Linked DNA regions of Homo sapiens: region 2 is linked to region 1. The links are chromatin contacts, found by Hi-C in ENCODE. All regions are on one chromosome and are shown on one strand. The core of a region is the stretch at or near the end of the contact, and the rest is flanking DNA. Distances in the headings are between cores, read along the strand shown.

Region 1 (2,736 bases), core at 75-2,574:
CCAGGGCCAACATCATGCTTCATGTTTAACAACGTTATACAATAAATTGTTAGATTTCATTTACAGACATAGGCCAGGCATTCCAAAGCCTGGCTGTAGTTAAGCTGGACACAGTTAAACCATCTTCGGCAGCCTATCTAGTTGACTACAACTAAGGTATTGGGGAATGACGGTGGATGGGGCCAGTTTTGGTTCAGGGAAAAACCCTCACTCTAGGGGTGGGCCACAATCAACGCCATCCAACTCAATTGCGCAAAATCATCTGTTCTCACGAAGCTTTGAGCAGTGCAGACGTGGAGCTGGAGATTGGCAGGCGAGGAGAGGCACAGCTAGATCAGCAGAACCAGTCCTGGTGATGGAGCGGGTGGCAGCTGTTGCACAGATCACCTTTTCCCGCCTACCATCTGAGCAACATTCAGAATCAGAAAAATGTAAAGAATCCTAAAATTCATCTCCTTTGGTGAACTGCCTAAATCTTTTTGCAAAATTTGGTGTGTAGGTGCATTTCTTTGGCAAGAGGATCTACAGTTCTCACCAGATTCTCAAAGGAGTCTACGCCTGAAAACACGAGATTCACCGATAAGGTTCAACTTCCTCACTTACTAGATGGAAAACTGAGAGGCCCAAAGGAGGAAAAGCAGTTGCCTCAAGACAAACAGCAGAGATATCAAAACCGAAGGCATTTCAATTCAATTCTAATTCTGGCTTCACACTATTGACCCTGGCCACGTCCAATACCTCTTCACTTCTCTGCAGGACCTAAAAGATCACCAGGAGGCGAGGGCTGGTGTCCGAGTCCCGGAGAGGTCGCAGGCAGTCCAGATTCTAGCATCACAGAAACTCTGGCCAAGCGCTCAGCCGGGGATTGTCTGCCATAAAGACCCCCGCACCCTGTCCTCGCCCCCGCCCCGTGGAATTCCTCTGCATAGGTGACTCCACGTAGAGGACCGAGCGCAAGGAGATCCCGGGGCGGTGGAGGCAGAGGACTACTGTGAAGAATGACGCCTACTCACTCACCTAACAGAGAGGAGGAAGCAGGCACGCCCCAAAAGCGGGTCGGGAGCAAATCCACGCCACTGGGAGGAGGCAAACCGAAGAATAACAGGAAATTACGTAAGGCGCACGTGCTTCTGAGGGGGGCGGGTGCGGGGCGTTGGAGAGGCGCGGCCGCCGCCCTGCGTCTGCGCAGTCGTCGGCTGCCGCGCTGCCGAGTCACTGGGGTGGGAGGAGCATAAGCAGGGGGAGGGGTGCATGCCGGAGTGCGCAGGCGCAACGCGACTCCCGAGGCGCGGGCCGCCCCCTTGGCTGGTTTGGATCCGGGTCAGTCGGGTGCCGAGATTTGGGAGAGACGCTCTGAACTGACTGCCCCGCATCACCGGAGCGTCCCAGCTGCGAGGAGGTAAGTGCCCTGACGTGACGGGGAGGGGCCGCAGCACTGCGTCTCAGCTTCCACTGCCGGTCTGGCCGCGGGCGGTTTTCCCCGGGCCCGCCCGCCTTGGGTCGCGTCGTCTCCCGACGCCTCCTGCCTGGGCCGGGCCTGGGCCTCTCCGCGCCCCCTTATCTGCCGCGGCCTGTGCCTGCTGGAGCTCCGAGCTCCACGCTCTCTCCCCTTCCCGCCTTCCCGTCCTCCCGCGGTCCCCCGCCCCGTCTCGCTCCTCCGCCGTCTCCCGCCCAGCGGCAGCTTCCCCTTTTCGCCCTCCTTGGCCGCCCTTTGCCCCTTCCAGTCCTTTCTCTCTCGCCTCGGAGCCCCATTCTCTTTGGCTACCTCTTCGGCCCCACTCCTTTCTTCTCCCGCATCCCTTGTGCCTCGCTCCGACTCCAGCCTCTCGTTCTGACCCCAGGAATCTCCCGAGGAGCGCAACTTCACAGCTGGAGACCCCGGGCGGGCAGTGCCCCTGGACAGCTCCCTGCTTGGCGTTGTCCCCACACTCCAAGCCCCGTCCTACCCCTCTGGGTTCTGACTAGGAATTTTCCTCCGTTCATGTTTAACCGCGACAGGCACAGACTCTGGGTGAAAAGAAAGAACTTTGTGCTTTGGCTGCAGCGCTGCGAGTATAAAGGGATGAGTGGGTTGCACGGAGAGGTGTGAATGTGCTTTTTGTCCTGGGGGCCGATTGTTTCCTCCCGGTCTAGTTTGCCTCTTAGAGTTGCTGGGTTTGGTTTTCTTCCCCATACTCTACGCTTTCTGGTGGTCTGGGAGTTTCGAAATCTTTAATGTTGTGATGACAACGCTTACCCGCGCATCCCTTCTTGATCGTTCTTAGGTCTTCTCAGGGGCCTGGAAGTGTAGACCTAGGCTTGGGATTCAAGGAGGTCTTGGTTAAAACGGCAAGATGTAAATAAGATTGTGACGCATCCATTTTGTTGAAAGAAAAAACCAGGAATTTGGCCTTTTGATGGAGGAACTTAGAAGAACTTTGTAATTTTTGTAAGGTTGTGGAAAATCCGAGGCAAAGTTAAATTGCCTGGTGTGATTTGACTTTAACTTCGAATAGGCTTTTTAAAGTTTCATCTCTTTGGAGATTGTTCAACTTCACGAGTTCACTGCAGTGAAAACGCCAAGACTGTCTCCCACAAATTTAATATTAATGAAGAAAGGCAAGCCAATTATATCTGTTGTCCGGAGTTAGTTGTACAGCCCTTTCTTTGAATGGGGATCTGGGGATGCAGAGGAGCATAATGAGCCTTTTATAATTACAAACATGCTCTTCTCTAGCTCTTAAGGTTATGCCTAAC
Region 2 (2,736 bases), core at 1-2,500, 6.7 Mb before region 1:
TTCATAGTCCAGCAGATCAGTCACAGTGGGCCGTTCCCCGCAAGCTGCACAGTCGAGCCTGCGGCTCCGCAGCCGAATAGAGCGGAAATGCCCTCTCAGGGCATCAAAGAGCAACAAGCTGCCACTGTAAGAGGGGCCCAGACCCGCAGCGATTTTCAGCACTTCCAAGGCCTGCAGGCAGCCCAGGACCCCGGTAACGACACCGAGCACCCCGCCGTCCGCGCAGTTGGTCACTGTCTCCGCTGGGGGTGGTTGGGGGAATATGCAGCGATAGCAAGGGCCACCGTCATAATGGTAGACTGTGATTTGGCCCTCGAAGCGCAAGGCACTGGCAGACACGAGGGGCCGACCCGCCAGCACACATGCGTCATTAACCAGGTAGCGAGTGGGCACGTTGTCCGAGCAGTCAGCCACCACATCATATCGGCGGACCAGGTCTAGGGCAGTGGCTGGCGTAAGGGCCTGAGTGTACGGCACGCATTCCACTGCCGAATTGAGGCGGCGCAGCGAGGCGGCGGCCGAAAAGGCCTTGGCCTGGCCAGCCAGTGCCTCGCCATGCAGCACTTGGCGGGCCAGGTTGCTCATCTCTACCACGTCATAGTCCACAAGGCCAAGGCGGCCCACGCCGGCCGCTGCCAAGTACTGCGCTAGTGGACAGCCGAGCCCACCGCAGCCCACGATTAGCACGCACGCGGTCCCCAGGCGCAGCTGTCCGTGCACGCCCAGCTCGGGCAGCACTAGCTGCCGGCTATAGCGCAGAATCTCATCTCGGGACAGAGCGGCCTTCGGCGGCAGCGGCGACACCGGAACCAGCCGTTCTGGCTGCGGTTCCTGCTCAGCCAAAAGAGCCGACGCCAGCTTCTGCTTCAGCGAATTCAATTCCTCCTCACGTTGGGCAACTTCAGCTTGTAAGGCGAGTACCTCCTCCCGGGAAGCCATGGCGACCTCTTCCGGAAGTTGTCGTGAAAGGCATTTCCGCTTCCGTCTTCTGTCTCCTAGCGACTGGGATAAACTAAAAAACTTTATGGAGCTTGGGAAAAGGTGATGAATAGATATTTACTTCCTGAAGAAACCTTCAGATTAAACTTCAAAGATGTATAAATCCAGAATATTTCTAATTGAACCACGCAATGGCCCTAGAAGAACTAGCGATCAATCACACAGGTCATCCCCCGCTTCCGAATTTGGTACGGTCCGACCCGTCCTTTTCCGCGCCACATTACGTAATTCCGCTTCCGGCATCTGGCTCAGTTCCGCCATGGCCTCCTTGGAAGTCAGTCGTAGTCCTCGCAGGTCTCGGCGGGAGCTGGAAGTGCGCAGTCCACGACAGAACAAATATTCGGTGCTTTTACCTACCTACAACGAGCGCGAGAACCTGCCGCTCATCGTGTGGCTGCTGGTGAAAAGCTTCTCCGAGAGGTAGCGCACCAGGTCTCCCTCCCCGAAGAATGAGATGAGCTGGCTTCCCCGGCCCGGGTGTCGGCAGCTGGCTGCGCGAAGCGGCCCTGTCCAGCCTTCTTTGCCTCACACAGGAAGGCCCGGGGAGAGGGCCACCCTGCGAGGGAAGCAGAGGCGGATGCTTGTTGGGTTTTCTTCGTGTCCTGGGTTCTCATTCCTGCCCTTGGGTTTTGTGAGACTCTCATTTATCTTTATTATGTAGTACTCCCGTCCCCCGCCTTTCCGTAGAAAGGTTGGCCACTCTTTTACTTGGAAGCGAGGCTGAAAGCGTGATCCCACTCCTCCCTCTAGGCGGTCAGGATCTGCGGCAAGAGCCGGGAGTCCAAGCGAGAGCTCTCACTCTCCGCTCCGGTGCCGAGTGCTTACATAAGCATGAGGTTTGGTGTGTGTGGGTTAGGGAGCTATTGCTGGGCACGATAACCTTTCTGGAAAGGAGAAAGCAGAAGAGCATCTTCGCTGATCACTGGTGGATGTTTGGTGTGATTGTTAGAACCGGGATGGGGGGTGGGTGGAGTTCGAATTTGGAAGTGTTAATGCAGTGTTTTTAAAAACTGCAAAAAATCCTGGAGTCAGTACGAAGTAACTTGTTTTACGATTGCACAAATGGGATCATGCTGTGAAATCTTTGAAGACTTTTTCTCATATTAACATGTACAAACATAGCAAATTACTTTGGAAGTTAGGTAACATTCCATATGGCTGTGTTATTTATTTAATCAGGTCATGGCAATGAACTGGATTATTTCCAGCGCCTTTTGGTTGTTTCTGTTTTTTGGCTTTTGCTTTGTCGATGAGAACAAGGACTTTGTTCACACCATATTTTCCAGCTAAATTTAGAAAAGTGCTTGACACATAGCGGTGCTCCTTTATTGCATCAGTGTTGGCAGCAGACGCGTTCATACTTTTACTTGTGTACTAGGGATAAATTCTTCGAGGTAGGATTGCTGGGTCGACAGAAATGTGCTTAAAATGGACAGTTACTGCCAAATTGCTCTAAAGAAAAAAAAGGTTGTACAAGTTTGGACTCTCCATTCTTCAGAGTGCCTGTTTCCCTATCAACCAGCCCGCCTGAGCATTAGACTTAACATTGTTGGAAGTACTCATTTGTGAAAACCATTGCTGTTTTGATTGTATTTCCTTGAATAACTGCCTTCATATGCCTTGCCCCTCAGAGTTTTAAAATTTTTATTTTTCCTGTTTAATCTTTTAATTTTGATTTCTATAAGCTCTAAATTAAAGAAAGTAACTATCATACAACCGATCTCGTTCAGGGCTTGT

Evidence for each region. A loop is a pair of places that touch in the nucleus more often than their neighbours do. Pooled maps may share reads with other maps.
Region 2: a loop to region 1 is called in a pooled map, with 17 times the contacts of the local background. The contact joins the promoter of DPM1 here to the promoter of OSER1 in region 1. A Hi-C loop is called at or near these places in 4 of 50 pooled maps.

The regions. Positions count from the first base shown.
Region 1 is chr20:44,209,359-44,212,094 of GRCh38, reverse strand. OSER1 (oxidative stress responsive serine rich 1) reads left to right here and starts at 1,324. Exons shown (of 4, transcript NM_016470.8): 1 at 1,324-1,399. It overlaps OSER1-DT (OSER1 divergent transcript), which reads right to left and starts at 1,135. Exons shown (of 3, transcript NR_038339.2): 1 at 1,018-1,135. RefSeq lists silencers at 922-1,370, 1,566-1,635 and an enhancer at 1,295-1,914.
Region 2 is chr20:50,957,046-50,959,781 of GRCh38, reverse strand. DPM1 (dolichyl-phosphate mannosyltransferase subunit 1, catalytic) reads left to right here and starts at 1,250. Exons shown (of 9, transcript NM_003859.3): 1 at 1,250-1,419. The coding sequence starts at 1,259. It overlaps MOCS3 (molybdenum cofactor synthesis 3), which reads right to left and starts at 964. Exons shown (of 1, transcript NM_014484.5): 1 at 1-964. The coding sequence starts at 939. RefSeq lists enhancers at 181-791, 1,004-1,493.